Linked DNA regions of Homo sapiens: regions 2 and 3 are each linked to region 1. A link is an interaction called in ENCODE POLR2A ChIA-PET data of the cell type or tissue named here. Cell type or tissue: MCF 10A. All regions are shown on one strand. Links, peaks and the distances in the headings refer to the core of each region. The heading gives the core; the rest is flanking DNA.

Region 1 (6,397 bases), core at 888-5,887:
TGGCAATTAAGAGAGCTGGGGCCAGGTGGGGTGGCTCACACATGTAATCCAGCACTTTGAGAGGCCAAGGTGGGAGGATCCCTCGAGCCTAGGAGTTCGAGACCAGCCTGGGCAACATAACAAGACCTTGCCTCTATTTATAAATTCAATTTATTATTATTTTTTTTAAAAAAGGGAGAGAACTGCGAGGAAATAAAAAGAGAAAGGGCCAAGGCCAGGTGCACTGGCTCACACCTGTAATCCCAGCACTTTGGGAGGCCGAGGCAGGCGGATCACGAGGTCAGGAGATCGAGACCATCCTGGCTAACACGGTGAAACCCCGTCTCTACTAAAAATACCAACAAAACAAAACAAAACAAAACAAAACAAAAAAAAACTAGCCTGGTATGGTGGCATGCGCCTGTGGTCCCAGCTACTCAGGAGGGTAAGGCAGGAGAATCGCTTGATCCCAGGAGGTAGAAGTTGCAGTGAGCTGAGATCGCGCCACTGCTCTCCAGCCTAGGCGACAGAGCGAGATTCCATCTCAAAAAAAAAAAAAAAAAAAAAAAAGAGAGAGAGAAAAGGCCAAATATTTCAATTCTAAGGTTTGGAATTTTTTTGTTGTTGTTCTTTTTTATTTTAAGGGGAAAATGTTGAAGCAATTTAAAAGTGTACTGCAGGAGAATAAATATAGCGATATTGTTACCAAAAAAATCCAAAAACCAAAAACCCAAAACCCAAGAACAAAACCTTCCCAAGGTGCTGACAAAGCCCCGAATCTCCAGGCTGCAAACATTCTCCTGGCTGCTCATTTGTGAGGATCCAGTGACCTGTGTCCACTGCTGGGAAGCGAAGGCATCTGCTGGTGTGGTGCAGCCATGCTGGGGGCATGGCGAGGCCTGTGGATGCAGTTCTCTGCGCTCTGCCCTGTGCTCTCTCTGACGTCTTCCACATCCCCACCTCTTCACCCTCTCCGGGGCTTTCTTCTCTACCCATCTAGGGACTACAGCCCAGAAAAATGCTACCACACCACACATTGCATTTAGTTGTCACGACTCTCTAGTCCCCATTATTCCAGAGCATCACCTCAATCATTTCTTGATTCTGATTACCTTAAAACTGTTACACCTGTAGTCCCAGCACTTTGGGAGACTGAGGTGGGAGGATTGCTTGAGCCCAGGAGTTCAGGACCATCCTGGGCAACGTAGCAAGACCCGTCCCTACAAAAAAAAAAAATTAAAAATTAGCTGGGTGTGGTGGCATATGCCTGTAGTCCCAGCTACTTGGGAGGCTGACACAGGAGGATCACCTGAGCCCAGGAAGTCGAGGCTGCAGTGGGCTGTGGTCGCACCACTGCACCCCAGCCTGGGTGAGGGAGAGACCCTATCTCAAAAAACCATAAAAAGCTTTTTGTTATTGGGATGGCACTGCTCCAGGGCTTTCCAGAGCTAGGGAATATATGGACATTTACACACATCTGCGTGCACATACACATATACACACCCATACTAATTTCTATGTCTATCTAAACACTTTCTGAAAATCCTGAGTCTACTCCTATACCTCCAGTTCCAATTCGACACCACAAGGGTCTCCCCACCCACATTTTCTCCCTTTCCCGAGCTGTGTCTCGGTTTTCTCTGACACTGAGAAACCTGGCTGTTATCTTTCAAATGTGTACTTATTTGACCAATAGCTGGTGGAAGCAGTTTCTTATCTCTCTCGCCATCTCCTTCCCGTGGCTGATGCCTTCCTAATCCTATCAGGTTCTGCCATGCCAAGCCAGGCCACCTTCTCGTGTGGACACCCTCCCCCACCTGCTGGAGCTCTGATACATGCTCTGGCCTGCTGCGTCTCACTCCCCACACCCGGCAGAGGCCTCTTTGGCTCTGCCTGCCCCTAGAGGCTGTAAGACAGCATTGTTCAGGAAAGGGAGGAAAGGGAATGGGTGTAGGAAAGGAAGAGCGGATCTCCTTTGAAGAATTATCTTTAAAAAAAATTATTTTTTTAGAGACAGGGTCTCACTCTGTTGCCCAGGCTGGGGTGCAGTGGCACAATCCTAGCTCACTGCAGTCTCAAATTCCTGGGCTCAAGCGGTCCTCCTGCCTCAGCCTCCTGAATAGCTGGGACTACAGTGAACATCACCACACCTGGCTGGTTTTTTAATTTTTTCTAGAGATGGGGTTTGCTATGTTGCCCAGGCTAGTCTCGAACTCCTGGGCTCAAAGCATCCTCTCACCTCAGCCTCTCAAAGTGCTGGGATTATAGGTGTGAGCCACCGCCTTTTTTTTTTTTTCTGATTTACTATAATATTTCTAGTAAGCCATTGGCTTAGAAACCAGATTCACTAATTAATTCATTTACCCTTTCATGATACAAAATTTTTTAACTGAGTGAGGCCTTTCCTGAGAATTGAGCACATGAGCTTTGGTGCATGGACCTGGAAATCTCTGCTTCTTGAACTCCTAGGGGCTTCCTTTACTTCATTCACTCCTGGTGCTCAGCAAATTTCTGAATGGGGGAGGTTGGCCAGCCTGGGAGAGGTCACCCACGCCAGGAAGTCTCAGTACCTCTCTATTTATCCTATCACTTGGGAATCCTCTAGGATCTGTTTCAGGGAGTCTCTGGTTAGCCCTGAGACATAAGTGGTGCGGGTGAGACTCCTGGGGCCTATCTCAGAGGTCCTCACACCCCTGAGATTAAATCAGTCAGGAGGCAGGGTGGAGAGAGGAGTGTCCTATCAGGTCTGAGGAGGTTGTCAACTTCCTGGACTTCTTGCTAAGGACTCCTCTTCCCACCCTTCATGGGTAGCTGAGGTCAGGGAATCTGTAGGGACAAGACTTTCTTTTAAATGCTAATCTGCTGACTAACCCTGAGTCTGGGAATGCCTCCAAAATGTCAAGCTGATGTGTTTTTTTATTTTTTGGTTTTGTTTTTTTTGTTTTTTTTTTGAAACGGAGTCTCACTCTTTCATCCAAACTGGGGTGCAGTGGCACGATCTTGGCTCACTGAAACCTCCACCTCCTGGGTTCAAGCAATTTTCCTGCCTCAACCTCCCAAGTAGCTGGGATTACAGGCACGTGCCACCATGCCTGGCTAATTTTTATATTTTTGGTAGAGACAGGGTTTCACCACGTTGGGCAGCCTGGTCTCGAACTCCTGACCTCAGGTGATCTGCCCACCTCGGCCTCCCAAAGCGCTGGGAATACAGGCGTGAGCCACCGTACCAAGACATCCCACAGCACCAGCCTGTGTGTGTCTCGCCAGGCTCAGAGCTGGGAACCTGGAACCCAGGACTGGGTGAGCTCAGAGACATAACTGTGACTGTACTGGAGTCAGTCTTATGCCCAGAGCTAAGCAGAAGCAGGGCCAGCCCAGAGGAGACGATGTTACCGACTCCCACCCCGTCCTGTCTAGCGCTTAGAGTACCTCTGTACTGGCTTGCTTCCTACAGTTGCTCTGGGAGGAATGTGTGCCAGAGACCCTGACCTCTGACCCAGGCATGCAAGGGTCTGCCTTGCCTAGTTGAGCCTGTGCACTCTGTCTCTGCCTCCCTTCAGATAGGGAAAGGAGCTTCAAATTACGGGGTGATGTCATAGCACGGAGTGGAGATGGGGTGGCAGGGAGACAGGGAGGCTCAGGGAAGGAGGCCAGGTATTTCACAGAGGAGTTCTGGGGGAGAAGAAGGAAAACGGCAGAGAAGGGAACAGGAAGGGGTGAAGGAAAGGGGAAAAGTGCCTTCACTGCATGGAAAGGTCCTTCTCACCCACAGTGGGGTGGGATGGAGACTGTAACCTCAAGTACTTTTCTGCAGGGGACAGGCAAGTAACACATATGAAACGTGCTGAGTCAGGGATGCAAGAGGGAGTGTCCCTGTTCCTATGTCCAGGACAGCCACTACTCAACGAACTGCTGCCATAAAAATCCAATGTTGCAGCATCTTCTGATATAAATAATAAAGCAGGCCGGGTGTGGTGACTGACGCCTGTAATCCTACCACTTTCGGAAGCCGAGGTGGGTGGGGGAGGGAAGGGCCGGGGCAGGGGATCTTTTCTTTTTTTTTTTGAAACGGAGTCTTGCTCTGTCACCCAGGCTGGATTGCAGTGACAGGATCTCCGCCCACTGCAAGCTCTGCCTCCTGGGTTCATGCCATTCTCTTGCCTCAGCCTCTTGAGTAGCTGGAACTATAGGCGCCTGCCACCATTTCCAGCTAATTTTTTGTATTTTTAGTAGAGACAGGATTTCACCTTGTTAGCCAGGAAGGTCTCGATCTCCTGACCTCGTGATCCGCCCACCTAGGCCTCCCAAAGTGCTGGGATTACAGGCGTGAGCCACCGTGCCCGGCCAGGAGGGGATCATTTGAGCCTAGGAGTTCAAGACCAGTCTGCAACCTGGCAAGATCCTGTCTCAATTAAAAAAAAAAAAAAACAAAAAAAACAACAACAAACCAAGCCCCAGAAATCGACTGTGATGTGAAATCTCCTTATTTAAATGTTGGCTCTTTAAAAAAATAAAAAGACCAGGTTAGGTGGCTCACATCTGTAATCCCAGCATTTTGGGAGGCTGAGACCAGAGGAACACTTGAACTCAGGAGTTCAAGACCAGCCTGGGCAACACAGTGAGACCCCGTCTCTACAAAACATTTTTTAAAAATCAAAAAATTAGCCAGGTGTGGTGGTGTATGCCTGTAGTCCCAGCTCCTTGGGAGGTTAAGGTGGGAGGATCACTTGAGCCCAGGAGGTTGAGGCTACAGTGAGCCACAATTGCACCACTGCACTCCAGCCTGGATGACAGAGTGAGATTCTGTCTCAAAAATAAATAAATAAATAAATAAATAAATAAATGGGCATGGTAGCTCACACCTGTAATTCCAGCATTTTGGGAGGCTGAGGCAGGGGGATTGCTTGAGCCTGGAAGTTTCAGAGACCAGCCTGGGCAACAAAATGGAACTCAAAAAGTAAAAATCTTGGCTTGTTTGAAAACACACACACACACACACACACACACACACACACACACACACAGCCAAAACAAATGTGTTTCCCATCTCGGGCTTGGGCACTGGGTCACAAGCTTGGACAGTGAAGCTACTTCTAAACCCAGCACAGGGTACAGTGGATGCAGGACATGGGATAAACTCCTGTTAGATTAAGCCCGTCCCTCTGCTTCTGAGGTCTGGCCTGCCTCGCTGTTCTGGTCAGAACCTGTTTTATGCAATTGGAGAGGAGAGGGGTCCCAGGAGTATTAGCCCTAATGTGAGAAATTAGATTACAGGTCTCTGAAAGGGATTCTGCAAACCAATCCTCCTTCCAAGCCTACTCTACCCATACCTAATATTCTTAAGCAGTTATGAATTTTGCAGAGGTCTACAACACTTGACACTCACTCAAGGCAACTGTGAGGAAACTGAGGCTTAAAGGCCACTAGTAAGCAGTGTAAAAAGGACCTGATCATGACAATTATTCTTTGAGTGCCTACCATGCATGTGCTGGGCTCAGGCCCTTCACTCAAACCCTGGCTCGTACTCTCTGAAGGGTCCTGGGTGAGGAAGATGTCAAGAACCCCATACCTCATCACTGACTCCCTGCCGGGGGCATGTGCTGCTCCCAGCCTGAGATGAGTGCTGTTCATTACACGTCATCTCCATGAAGCCTCCCGCATTTGCTCCAGGAAAGGCCCGTTCGCCACCCTGGCGTCATTCACTCTGTGTTGCTGATATTGAGTCTGTTTCCTTCAAGGGGAAACAGGCTACCCAAGGACTGGGGCTGCTGCCTTCATTTCTGTAACCTCCGGGGGGAGCTCTTGTGTGAGCCGCATGATGGATGCTTGCTAACAGCTCTAGGCAGGAGGCAGAGGGAAACTGAGGTCTGCCGAGTCATCCCTGGCCCAGGTACTTCATGCGTGTGCAGTGTTGCTGTGGAATCTTTACCACAACCTCCCATCCCTGTTTTACAGATGAAGAAACAGGCTCAGAAGAGGCAGACGTGTCTAAGATCACACAAGCCTTGACACCATGAGCTAGAAGCTGAGGGTGAGGTCACTTCACATCCCTTCCCTTTAGGTTCTACTCTATGTGGGTAGCGTCCTCGACACAGAAAGCCTGATAAAAGATGGCAAAATTACCGGGCGTGGTGGCTCATGCCTGTAATCCTAGCACTTTGGGGGGCTGAGGCGGATGGATCACTTGAGGTCAGGAGTTCGAGACCAGCCTGACCAACTAGAGGCTGGTCTTTAGTAGAGGGTTGGTGAAACCCTCTACTAAAAATACAAACACTGGCTGGCATCGTGGCGCAAGCCTGTGGTCCCAGCTACTCGGGAGGCTGAGGCAGGAGAATCACTTTAACCCAGGAGGCGGAGGTTGCAGTGAGCTGAGATCGTGCCACTGCACTCCAGCCTGGGCAACAGAGTGAGACTCCGT
Region 2 (6,397 bases), core at 437-5,436, 390 kb before region 1:
AGACAATAGGGATGCAGCAGAGAGAGTTACTGGTGCAGGGCACCTAGTGCAGAGATGGGAAGAGGCCCTCAAATCTATCTCCCCGAGCAATTCTGGGAGAGGGTTTCTAAGGGGACTGTGGAGGGTAGGGGATTGTGGAGGGTAAGGTTTTGGGCAACTGGGTCATTGATTGATTGGGGGAAGGATGTAGAAGCTGCGTTTTTGGGGGAATTAGCTCCTTGTGGGGTCCTTCAGGTCAGCTGAGTCAGTAGTTCCATGAGGACCTGAAGGAATCTCTTTTCTTTTCTTCTTCTTCTTCTTTTTTTTTTTTTTTTTTGAGATGGAGTCTCTCTCTGTCGCCAGGCTAGAGGTGCAGGGGGTCGCAGGCTAGAGGTGCAGTGGCATGATCTTGGCTCACTGCAACCTCCACCTCCCGGGTTCAAGCAATTCTCCTGCCTCAGCCTCCCAAGTAGCTGGGACTAGAGGTGCGTGCCACCACACCCAGCTAATTTTTGTATTTTTAGTAGAGACAGGGTTTCACCATGTTGGCCAGGGTGGTCTCGATCTCTTGACTTCGTGATCGGCCCCCGCCCCACCCTCGGCCTCCCAAAGTGCTGGGATCACAGGAGTGAGCCACGGTGCCCAGCCTTAATTTTTGTATTTTCAGTGGAGACGGGGTTTCACCATGTTGATCAGGCTGGAGTGCAATGGTGCAATCTTGGCTCACTGCAACATTCGCCTCCTGGATTTGAATGATTCTCCTGCCTCAGCCTCCCAAGTAACTGGGATTACAGGAATGCGTCACCACGCCCGGCTAATTTTGTATTTTTTTAGTAGAGACGGGGTTTCACCATGTTGGTCAGGCTGTCTTGAACTTCTGACCTCAAGTGATCCACCTGCTTTGGCCTCCCAGAGTCTGAAGGAATATCTCAAAGGGAACACTTAATGTTGTGTAATGTCCAGGTTGTGATCCATAGAGCAGTTAAAGGTAAAGGTAACTATAATTTTTTTTTTTTTTTTTTAGACAGAGTCTCCCTCTCTGTCACCCAGGCTGGAGTGCAGTTTCACGATCTCGGCGCACTGCAACCTCCGCCTCCCTGGTTCAACCAATTCTCCTGCCTCAGCCTCTCAAGTGTGTGCTGCCATGCCAGGCTAATTTTTTTTTTTAGACGGAGTCTTGCTCTGTCACCCAGGCTGGAGTGCAGTGGCACAATCTCGGCTCACTGCAACCTCCGGCTCCTGGGCTCAAACAATGTGTTTTTTCCCCTAGTACTTTGGTGTTTGATTATCTTTTTTTTTTTTTTTTTTTTTTTTTTGAGATAGAGTCTCGCTCTGTCACCCAGGCTGGAGTGCAGTGGTGCAATCTTAGCTCACTGCAAGCTCTGCCTCCTGGGTTCATCCCATTCTCCTGCCTCAGCCTCCCAAGTAGCTGGGACTACAGGCACCCACCACCACGCCCGGCTAATTTTTTGTATTTTTAGTAGAGACGGGGTTTCACCATGTTAGCCAGGATGGTCTCGATCTCCTGACCTCATGATCTGCCCGCCTCAGCCTCCCAAAGTGCTGGGATTACAGGCGTGAGCCACTGCACCCAGCCTGGTGTTTGATTATCTATTATGTCAAACAGGCTGGGTTTAGTGGCTCACGCCTGTAATCCCAGCACTTTGGGAGACTGAGGTGGGAGGATCACTTGAGCCCAGGAGCTGAAGACCAGCGTAGCAATGTAGCAACTCCCTGCCTCTACAAAAAGTTAAAAAATTTAGCTGGGTGCACCAGTAGACCAGCTCCTCAGGAGGCTGAGGAGGGAGGATCACTCGAGCCCAGGAGTTCAAGGCTGCAGTGAGCTGTGATCATGCCACTGTACTCCAGCCCAGGCAATGGAGCGAGACCCTGTCTCAAAATAAATAAAACATGAAGAATGTCGAACACATTATCTGGTTTTTGTTTTTGTTTTCTTTTTTTGAGATGTTGTCTCGCTCTGTCACCCTGGCTGGAGTGTAGTGGTGCGATCTCGGCTCACTGCAACCTCTGCCTCCCGGGTTCAAGCGATTCTCCCGCCTCAGCCTCCCGAGTAGCTGGGACTACAGGTACGTGCCACCATGCCTGGCTAATTTTTGTTATTTTTTTTTTTTCAGTAGGGACAGGGTTTCGCCATGTTGGCCAGGCTGTTCTGAAACTCCTGACCTCAGATGATCCACCCACCTCGGCCTCCCAAAGTGCTGGGATTACAGGTGTGAGCCATCGTGCCCGGCCTGTTTTAAAAAACCATATTGGCCCAACTCGGTGGCTCATGCCTGTAATCCCAGCACTTTGGGAAGCCAAAGCAGGAGGATTGGTTGAGCTTAGGAGTTTGAGACCATTCTGGGCAACATGGTGAAACCCTGTCTCTGCACAAAAATAGAAAAATTTGCCACCTGTGCTGGTGTGTGCCTGTAGTCCCAGCTACTCTCAAGGCTGAGGGAGGAGGATTGCTTGTAGAGCCTGGGAAGTCGGAGCTGCAGTGAGCCATGATCACACCACCACACTCTAGCCTGACAGAATGAGACCTTATCCCAAAAGAAAAAATAAATGATATTGTATTATATGTGAACTTTGAATTATATTGTGTTGTATCTGAAGTTTGAATTTTCACGTTATGTTTAAAAATCTTGGCTGGGCGTGGTGGGTCACGCCTGTAATCCCAGCACTTTCGGAGGCCAAGGCGGGTGGATCACCTGAGGTCAGGAGTTCGAGACAAGCCTGGCCAACATGGTGAAACCCCGTCTCTACTAAAAATACAAAACTTAGCCGGGCATAGTGACATGCACCTGTAGTTCCAGCTACTCGGGAGGCTGAGGCAGGAGAATCGCTTGAACCCAGGAGGCAGAGGTTGCAGTGAGCTGAGATCGTGGCATTGTACTCCAGTCTGGGCAACAAGAGTGAAACTCCATCTAAAAAATAAAAAAGAAAAAGAAAAAATAATACAAGAAATTAGCCGGGCGTGGTGACAGGCACTTGTAGTCCCTCCCAGCTACTCAGGAGGCTGACGCAAGAGAATTGCTTGAACTTGGGAGGTGGAGGTTGCAGTGAGCTGAGATCGTGCCATTGCACTCTAGCCTGGGAAACAAGAGCAAAACTCAGTCTCAAAAATAAATAGCTTGAACCCGGGAGGCAGAGGTTGCAGTGAGCTGAGATTGCACCACTTCATTCCAGCCTGGGTGATAGAGCAAGACTCTATCTCTAAATAAATAAATAAATAATCCTTTAGGATGGCAATGAATTTAAGGACTAAACTAGGGAGAATCGACTTTTTTTTTTAAAATGGAGTCTTGGTCTGTCGCCCAGACTAGGGTGCAGTGGGCGCCATCTCGGCTCACTGCAACCTCCACCTTCCAGGTTCAAGGGATTCTTGTCCCTCAGCCTCCCAAGTAGCTGGGATTACAGGCACCCGCCACCATGCCTGGCTAATTTTTGTATTTTTAGTAGAGATGGGGTTTCACCATGTTGGCTATGGTTGGCCAGGCTGGTCTTGAACTCCTGACCTGAGGTGATCTGCCTGCCTCGGCCTCCCAAAGTGCTGGGATTACAGGCATGAGCCACTGTACCCAGCCCATTCGACATTATTTATTTATTTATTTATTTATTTATTTTTTGAGGTGGAGTCTCACTCTGTCGCCCAGGCTGGAGTGCAGTGGCACAATCTCGGCTCACTGAAACCTCCGCCTCCCGGGTTCAAGCCGATTCTCCTGCCTCAGTCTCCCGAGTAGCTGAGATTAGAGGCAACCACCACTATACCCGACTAATTTTTGTATTTTTCAGTAGAGATAGGGCTTCACCATGTTGGCCAGGCTGGTCTCGAACTCCTGACGTCAGTTGATCCTCCCACCTCAGCCTCCCAAAATGCTGGAATTAAAGCTGTAAGCCAGCGGGCCTGGTGGACATCTTTTAATAATCAGTCTTTCCATTCAGGTATATGGTATATGTCTCCATTTACTTAGGTCTTATTTCATATCCTTCAGGTTGGAGCTATCATTTCTTTTCATACAGGTTTTGCACATTTCTTGTGAGGTTTATTCCTTCATGGTCCATGGATTTTGTTGTGAATTGGGAATCCTTTTTCCACCAAGTATATTTTCTAATTTGTTACTTTAGTATACAGGAAAGATAACTAATTTTTATCTGCAGTTTATTATCTATGAAAGGATAAAAGTAGAACTACTCAGTAAAAGGTTTCCATAATCAAATAAGTATGGGCTAAACAAAGCTAAACAGATGTGTTCACTGCTGGACTTATCAATGCTTGTGATAATTTTTTTTTTTTTTTTTGAGGCAGAGTTTTGCTCTGTAGCCCAGGCTGGAGTGCAGTGGCGGGATCTTGGCTCACTGCAACCTCCACCTCCCGGGTTCAAGTGATTCTCCTGCCTCAGCCTCCCGAGTAGCTGGGACTATGGCATGCACCACCACATCTGGCTAATTTTTGTAATTTTAATAGAGACAGGGTTTCACCATGTTGACTAGGCTGGTCTCAGAACTGTTGACCTCAGGTGATCTGCCTGCCTCAGCCTCCCAAAGTGCTGGGATTACAGGTGTGAGCCACCACCACCAGGCAATTGAAGACGTATATTCTATGAAGAAATGGGTAGATTTTAATGAACAATACCCCTTTTGTGGGCAGATTCCTAAGTCCCAGGCCCTCACAACAAAGGGGCAGTGGGCCTGGAGATGCCAGCTTCAGCTGCCAGAGGGACTGCTCCTCCAGGGCCACCCCAGCCCACTTTTGATCACCAAGTTTTGATCACCAAGAATCCCAAGAAGGGCACAGGGAATTTCCTTTCTTACCTGCCCATGAAACCTTTTGTCACTAGACATCCTGAAACATACTTTGGGAAACTGCATCCAAAGACCCTTCTAGTTTCAAATCTGTGGATCCAGGGGTCTCCACTGAACCTTACCTGATGCCCAAACTCCCACCCATTCACTCCCAACCAGAACACAGAAGATGACCTGGTGCCAAAATGAAAGCTTTAATGAGTGTTACTCCTAGACAGTCACGTCTCAGCTTCTGCCAGCCTCCACTGTCCCAGCTCTCTTAGCTGGCCGACAGGGGAGCTAGTTGCTGAGGGGTAGGGATCTGGAGTCTAAAGAGCAGAGCCAGGCAAAAGGAGGTACAGGAAGCCCCCGATGGGGGCTGGGCTCCCGGAGTGTGGTGCTGGGGGGTCATGGGCTTCAGGCCGGCCCCTCTTCAGGCATTCCTAGCAAAGCCACCAGGGGCTCCAGGGGTGTGGGGGTCCCCATGGGCACAGGGTGGGTGCGTTCATGCTTGCGCAAGTCGCTGGCACTCAAGAAGGCCTTGGGACAATGGGGGCAGGTGTAGGGGCGCACTGAGCTGTGAGTGCGGCTGTGTTTGCGCAGCCCAGCCCGGTCAGAGAAGCTCTTGCCGCACTGGGTGCAGGGGAAGGGCCGGAGCTCCGGGTGTGAGCGCTCGTGCCGACGCAGCAGCGTCATTGTGGAGAAGGTCTCCTTGCACTCTCGGCACACAAACTGGGGGGGCTTCTCGTCAGCCTCCTCACCCCCCGCCTCGCCTGCCCCTTCCAAGGGACCAGGAGCCTCCCGGACACCAGCATCTTGGCATTCCACATGCTCCACCGTCATGCCCACCACCTGCCACTGTGTGGCCATCACACCACCTGACTCCGGGGGCAGCCCTAGCAGCCCTGCTGGAGGGTCCCCCAGCCCCGCCCCTGCTGCCGGGGCGGCTGAACTCTCACCTGCCACGCCCACAGGCAGCGCCAACCCCACCACCAGCTCCTGTGCAGGGGGCACACCCGCGGCCTCACTGCTTCGATGGGTCCGCTCGTGCTTCCTCAGGCTCGACGACACCACAAAGGATTTCCCACATGCGTTACAGTGGAAGGGGCGCTCCCCCGAGTGCACCCGGCTATGCTTCGTGAGGCTGGCACGCTCGGCGAAGGCTCGCCCGCACTCCTCACAGCGGAAGGGCCGCTGGCCAGAGTGCACCAGCGCGTGCCGCTTGAGGTCCCAGGACGCCACGAACGTCTTGTCACATTGCAGGCACTTGAACGGCCGGTCGCCTGTGTGCACACGCCGGTGCATGGCCAGGTCCGCCGGCTGCCGGAAGTCCTTGCCGCACTTCTCGCAGTGGTATGGCTTCACCCCTTCATGGGCGCGCTGGTGGCGACGGAAGCTCGAGGGGTCGGAGAACATGCGGCCGCAGCGCGGGCACAGGAAGGGCTTCTCCCCCGAGTGCGTGCGCTCGTGGCTCTGGTAGGAACTGAGCTGCGTGAAGCCCTTGCCGCAGGCCGGGCAGCGGTAGGGCTTCTGTGCCGCGTGGATGCGCTGGTGGCACGTGAGCGAGGATGAGCGGGAGAAGCTCTTCCCGCACTCGGAGCAGAGGAAGGGGCGCTCGCCGGTGTGGGAC
Region 3 (6,397 bases), core at 768-5,767, 210 kb after region 1:
AGGCAGTGCTGCCGTAGATCTCTGCAGCACAATGCCTGTCTCCTTACTTCCTGGGGAGCTGCCAAAGAAGGTCCCCATGGGAGTTGGGGGCCCTTTACCCTCATGAACAGTTGGTCTATTGCTTGGAAGGTCTAGCTTAAATTTAAAAGGTGTCACTGTGCATACAGGAATAATTGATTCTGATTATGCCAGAGAGATTCAACTAGTTATTAGTTCCTCAACTCCATGGTCTGCTTCTCCAGGAGGAAGAATTGCTCAGTTGTTGCTGTTACCTTATACAAAACTGGGAAGCAGCACTGTAAAAAGAACAGGAGGCTTTGGTAGTACTAACCCAGCAGGAAAAGCTGTATATTGGGTTAATCAAGTGTCTGATAAGAGACCTATTTGTACAGTAACCATTCAGGGAAAGGACTTTGAAGGGTTAGTAGATACTGGAGCCGATGTTCTTATTATTGCTTTAAATCAATGGCCCCGACACTGGCCCAAACAAAAGGCATCCATCAGTATTGTTGGAGTAGGAGCTGCTTCAGAAGGTTTTCAAAGTTTCTTGATTTTACCATGTCAGGGGCCGGATGGCCAGGAAGGGACAATTTGACCTATTATTACACCTATTCCTGTCAATCTATGGAGTAGAGACTTATTGCAACAATGGGGTGCTGAAATTTCTATTCCTATGGATCAGTATCGTAATAACAGTAAACAAATGATGAAAAATATGGGATATCTCCCTGCAAAAGGATTACGAAAGAATGAAAGTGGCCAACCAGAACCTTTAGAACTAAAAGGGCAAACAGATCAAACTGTATTAGGGTATCATTTTTAGATGTGGCCATTGCTGAGCCGCCCTCTCCCATTCCTCTTGTTTGGCTAACTGCCAAACCAGTTTGGGTGGAGCAATGGCTGCTGAAACAGAAAAAACTGGAGGCTTTTAAAAAATTAGCAGAGGAACAATTGCAAAAGGGACACATAGAGCCTGCTTTCTCCCTTGGAACTCTCTCTTGTGTTTGTTATTAAGAAAAAATCAAGGAAATGGAGAATGTTAACGGATTTGAGGGCAGTTAAAATTAAACCCATGGGTGCACTGCAACCAGGGCTGCCCTCTCCAACAATGATCCCAAAATACTGGCCTCTAATAGTGATAGATTTAAAAGACTGCTTCTTTACCATTCCTTTAGCTTCCAAGATTATGAAAAATTTGCTTTTACTGTTCCTGCTATAAATAACAAATAACCAGTGGACAGATACCATTGGAAAGTATTACCACAAGGCATGTTAAATAGCCTGACTATTTGTCAAACTTATGTCGGAAAAGCTATTAAGCCAGTTAGAGAACAATTTAAAAAATGTTATATTATCCATTACATGGATGATATTTTATGTGCAGCTGAAACTAGGTAGGAATTAATACTATGCTACAAAGAGTTAGAAAAGGCTGTAACTGCAGCAGGATTAATCATAGCCCCCGATAAAATTCAAACCTCTACTCCCTTTCAATATTTAGAAATGAAGGTAGAACAAAGTACTATTAAGCCTCAAAAGGTTCAAATTCGAAGAAATAATTTAAAAACTTTAAATGACTTTCAAAAATTATTGGGAGACATTAATTGGATTCATCCAACCTTAGGCATTCCTACCTATGCTATGTCTCACCTTTTTTCTACCTTATGAGGTGATTCTAACTTAAACAGTAAATGCTCCCTGTCCAAAAAGGCATTAGAGGAACTTCAATTAATTGAAGAAAAAATTCAACAAGCATAAGTAAAATGAATTGACCCTATGCAGCCATTACAGTTTTTAGTTTTTCCAACTAAACATTCACCTACAGGAGTTATTGTTCAACAGGATGATCTGGTTGAGTGGCTTTTTCTACCTCACAATACAACCAAAATGCTTACTCTGAACTTAGATCAAATTGCTGTACTAATAGGACAGGCAAGGCTGAGCACAACAAAGTTAATGGGATATGATCCAAATCACATTATAGTTCCATTAAACAAACAACAAATTCAGCAAGCTTATATTAATTCCCAGGAATGGCAAGTTAATTTGGCAGGTTTTGTTGGTATTCTTGATAATCATTATCCTAAATCTAAGATATTTCAATTTCTAATATTAACATCCTGGATATTGCCTTCTATTACTCAAAAAGCTCATATTGTAGGGTCCATTAGTGTTTTTACTGACGGGTCTAGTAATGAAAAAGCCTCATTTGTGGGACGTCAATAACAAGTTTTTCAAACTGACTTTGCTTCTGCTCAAAGGGCTGAACTTATGGCTGTAATTACAGTACTGAAAACTTTTAAACAGCCAGTTAATATTGTTTCTGATTCAGCTTATGTGGTGCAAGCCACACAAAATATTGAATGTGCTTTAATTCGCAATGTGACTGATGAACAACTTAATCTTTTATTTCGTTCTTTACAACAAAGACATTCCCCTTTCTATATTACTCATGTAAGAGCACACACTAACCCGTCTGGCCCTTTGACTAAACTTAATCAAAGGGCAGATGCACTGGTTTCTGTGGCTTTTGCTGATGCACAAACATTCCATTCCTTAACCCATCTTAAAGCTGTAGGCCTCAGAAAAAGATATGGCTCATCCTGGAAGCAGGCTAAGGAGACTGTAAAACACTGCTTTGCCTGTCAAGTCCTGCATCTGCCACATAAAGGAGCAGGAGTTAACCCTAAAGGTTTATCCCCAAATTCCATCTGGCAGATGGATGTAACACACATTCCTGCTTTTGGAAAATTGTCCTTTGTTCATGTTTCAGGAGATACTTATTCACATTTTATCTGGGCCACATGTCAAAAGAGGAAGCTACAGCTCATGTTAAAAAACATCTTTTCTCTTGCTTTGCAGTTATGGGAATCCCAGAAAAAATCAAAACTGATAATGGTGCAGGGTATTGCAGCAAAGCCATGGCTGCATTTTTTCAGCAGTGGAATATTACTCATACTACAGGTATTCCATAAAACTCACAAGGACAAGCAATAGTTGAATGAGCTAATCATACCTTAAAAACTCAGTTACAAAAACAGAGAGAGGGAGACCAGGACTATAAAACCCCACATATACAATTACACCTAGCTTTATTAACATTACATTTTTTAAATTTACAAAAAGATCAACCCATGACAGCAGCTGAACAACACTTAATAGGACAAAAGGAAAATAAAAAAGCTGGACAAGATATATGGTGGGGGGATGCACATACAAAAAGTTGGGAAAAAGGAAAAATAATTACATGGGGAGGAAGATTTGCTTGTGTCTCTCCAGGTGACAATCAGGTGCCTGTGTGTGTGCCCACCAAACATCTGATGATCTGTCATGAGCCACACCAGGAAGAGAAGACTCTGGGAAGAGCCAGAACTCCTGATACAAGTGATGGCACAAATGAACATCTCAGAGACAAAGGAAAAGACCTGGAATACTCACCAGACAGACCCTCCAAACATGGGGACAAATCAAGAAACTGGCACAGATGGCAGAGGACAATCTGAGAGCACAGAACAAACCAAAAACAACCAGTAACCTGATGGTGGCCATGCTGGCGGTACTCACTGTGGCAGTAAGCCTCCCTACTGTAGGAGCAACTCAAAATTTTACTTATTTGGCATATGTCCCATTTCCTCCTTTAATTAGGTCTGTGAGTTGTATGGACCCTGTTATTGAGGTGTACACCAATGACAGTACCTGGATGCTTGAGCCCATAGATAACTGAGGGCCAATGCATCTTAATGAGGAAGGGAAGAAAATGAATATATCAATAGGATATTAATATCCTCCAATATGCCTAGGACCTGCCACTGGATGCTTACAAATGGGCACACAAGTCTGGTTGGCAGTAATCCCTGGAAAAAATAAATCACAGGCAACTTTACATATGATTTCAGGATAAAGTTTAAAATATAACCATTCTAGCCCTAAAACTCAGCAGTTCCATCCAGACAAACATGAATGTAAACAAAATAGAGTTTGGTTTGAAGGTGTGGATGCTTGGAATTGGGAAAATTGTATAGCAAATAAGGCTGAGGTGTTACAAAATAATTCCTATGGAATTGTCATTGATTGGTCCCCTAAGGGGATTTTTAAGAAAAATTGCACCAGAAGGCCCTCTTGTAGAAAAAATGAAATAAGCCAATGGAATTGTTGGCAAGAGAACCATACATAGTATATTGAGACAGAAGCTGATGGCCCTATCATATGGAGCCCTGGTGGCACTGTCACTCCTAGTCCAAAAATGATATCTCCTGCCATAGGACAGGAGCATTCAGAATTATGAAAATTAGCTATGGCTCAAAGTTCAATCAAAATTTGAGAAGGTAAATATAATAAGTATAAAGGGGAAGGAGGTAAAGATAAATATGTCCTCTCTTTTCTTTCTAACAGGACCTTTTGGATTCAAAGTTGTGTCCTGCCACCTTTTATGTTAGCAATAGGAAATATTACTCTTGACATGAATACCTGTTTTATCACCTGCCACGAATGTCACTTGTTTACTTGCATTAACTCAACCTTTGATAAAAATCAAACTATCTTGTTAATTAGAGCCACAGAAGTTTGGATCCCTGTGTCTCTAAATAGACCATGGGAGGCATCACCATCCATTCATATTATAACTGAGATCCTTAAAAAACTCTTATCTCATTCAAAAAGATTTATAATTGCTCTTATATTTGCTGTAATTGGCCTCATTGCAGTTACCACTACTGCTGCAGTAGCTGGTGCGGCTTTACACTCATCTGCGCAAACTGTTTAATTTGTTGATAAATGGCAAAATAATTATATGAAATTATGGAACTCTCAGGTCCAAACAGATCAAAAGATAGTTAATCAAATTAATGATCTCTGTCAGACAGTAACTTGAATGGGGGATCGCATCATAAGTTTAGAAACTAGAATTCAAATGCAATGTGATTGGAATACATCTGACTTTTGCATTATTCCTCATAGTTACAATGAAACACAACGCCAATGGGAAAGAAATAAATGCCATCTAGAGGGTAGAGAGGAAAATCTCTCCCTTGATATTGTAAAACTGAAAGAGCAGGTTTTTGAAGCCTCTCAGGCTCACTTAACCCTGCTCTCTGGAACTGATATTTTAAGCAAGGCAGCTGATGGGTTGTCTGCAATCAATCCTCTTAAATGGATTAAGACCATTGGAAACGCTACACCTGTAAACCTTGTTCTAATAATTATGTGCTTGTGCTGTCTCGTTTCAGTCTACAGATGCAGAAGCCACCTCTGGAGAGAAAGCCACCGAGTGATCAAACCCAACACCAGGTCATGGGGGCTATGAAGTCCGGCGGAGTCAAAGGAATTAGACAAGACACATTAAGAGTACATAGGGTGAGTCCAGGGGGCCAAGAACAAGCCGAGAACAAGCAATGATAGCTGTGGCAGTTTTGCAGAACAAAAAAGAGAGACATGTTGGCAGAAGATCTGAGGCAGGGCTCGCTTGTCTGACATAATGTAAACGAGTCTTGGAACATGTCCTGGGTCCAGGGTCTAAAACCCCTTGTGGCCTATGGAACACCAAGCTCTGTGCCAAAGGGTGGAAGGCTGCCCTGCCACACTACAATCTAAGCCCAGGGCATAACACCCCTTGTGGCTTGGAGAGAACCCAGGGCTCAGGGCGTAAAACCCCTTGTAGCCTCTGGAATGTGTCCAGACTCGCTGACCCCTTGCTCCTTGATCTCCCAAGATCATAAATTGATTATATCTTGCATCAAAAGAACCTGTTCTCCCTTATTTCAAGTAGCAGAGCATATGCTAAAGCATCACAGTTACGCTTGATGCACTGTTACCTTTCTACCCCCACGTCCTCACGTCCTCACCTGTCTACATCTGCACATCCTCACCACCTGCTTCTTTGTTTGATTACCAATAAATAGTCCCAGAGCTCGGGGCCTTCACTGCCTCCATATGCTAGCATTGGCCCCCTGGACCCACCCTATGTACTCTTAATTTGTTTTGTCTCATTCCTTTGACTCCACCGGACTTCATAGCCCCCATGACCTGGTGTTGGGTTTGATCACCTCAACACCGAGTTTGCAAATATTTTTCCCCATTCCATAGATTGTGCATTAATGCTGTTTCTTGTGCGGTGCAGAAGCTTGTTAGTTTAATTAGGTCCCACTTGTCAATTAGGTCCCGCTTGTCAATTTTTGTTTTTGTTGCAATTGTTTTTGGGGTCTCTGTCATGAAAAGCCTATGTCCAGAATGGTATTTCCTAGGCTTTCTTTTAGGGTTTTTATAGCTTTTGGTTTTATGTTTAAGTCTTTAATCCACCCTGAGTTGATTTTTGTATATGGTGAAATGAAGGGGTTCCATTTCAATCTCATGCCTATAGCTAGCCAATTATCCCAGCACCACTTATTGAATAAGTACTTTT

What was found. ChIA-PET counts read pairs that join two places held together with the same protein. Peaks named below come from ENCODE experiments on the same cell type or tissue, not always from the same donor. Only the 100,000 strongest peaks of a DNase experiment are listed, where the experiment ranks them.
Region 2: POLR2A ChIA-PET joins it to region 1 with 5 read pairs; 3 of 35 experiments call an interaction of 5 or more read pairs at or near these places.
Region 3: POLR2A ChIA-PET joins it to region 1 with 5 read pairs; 2 of 35 experiments call an interaction of 5 or more read pairs at or near these places.

What each region holds. Positions count from the first base shown.
Region 1 is chr16:31,450,083-31,456,479 of GRCh38, forward strand. No RefSeq gene overlaps it. Among named protein-coding and RNA genes, the nearest start is that of ARMC5, 6.2 kb to the right of the region's middle. RefSeq lists enhancers at 1,726-2,020, 2,601-3,373, 3,374-4,145. In MCF 10A, for the core only: CTCF peaks have their summits at 1,895 and 2,100; DNase peaks (open chromatin) are centred at 1,849, 2,799 and 3,939.
Region 2 is chr16:31,055,884-31,062,280 of GRCh38, forward strand. ZNF668 (zinc finger protein 668) reads right to left here. Exons shown (of 3, transcript NM_024706.5): 3 at 4,964-6,397. The coding sequence ends at 5,185. Among named protein-coding and RNA genes, the nearest start is that of ZNF668, 15 kb to the right of the region's middle. In MCF 10A, for the core only: no CTCF peak of the experiment used is centred there; no DNase peak of the experiment used is centred there.
Region 3 is chr16:31,662,346-31,668,742 of GRCh38, forward strand. No RefSeq gene overlaps it. Among named protein-coding and RNA genes, the nearest start is that of KRABD5, 48 kb to the right of the region's middle. In MCF 10A, for the core only: no CTCF peak of the experiment used is centred there; no DNase peak of the experiment used is centred there.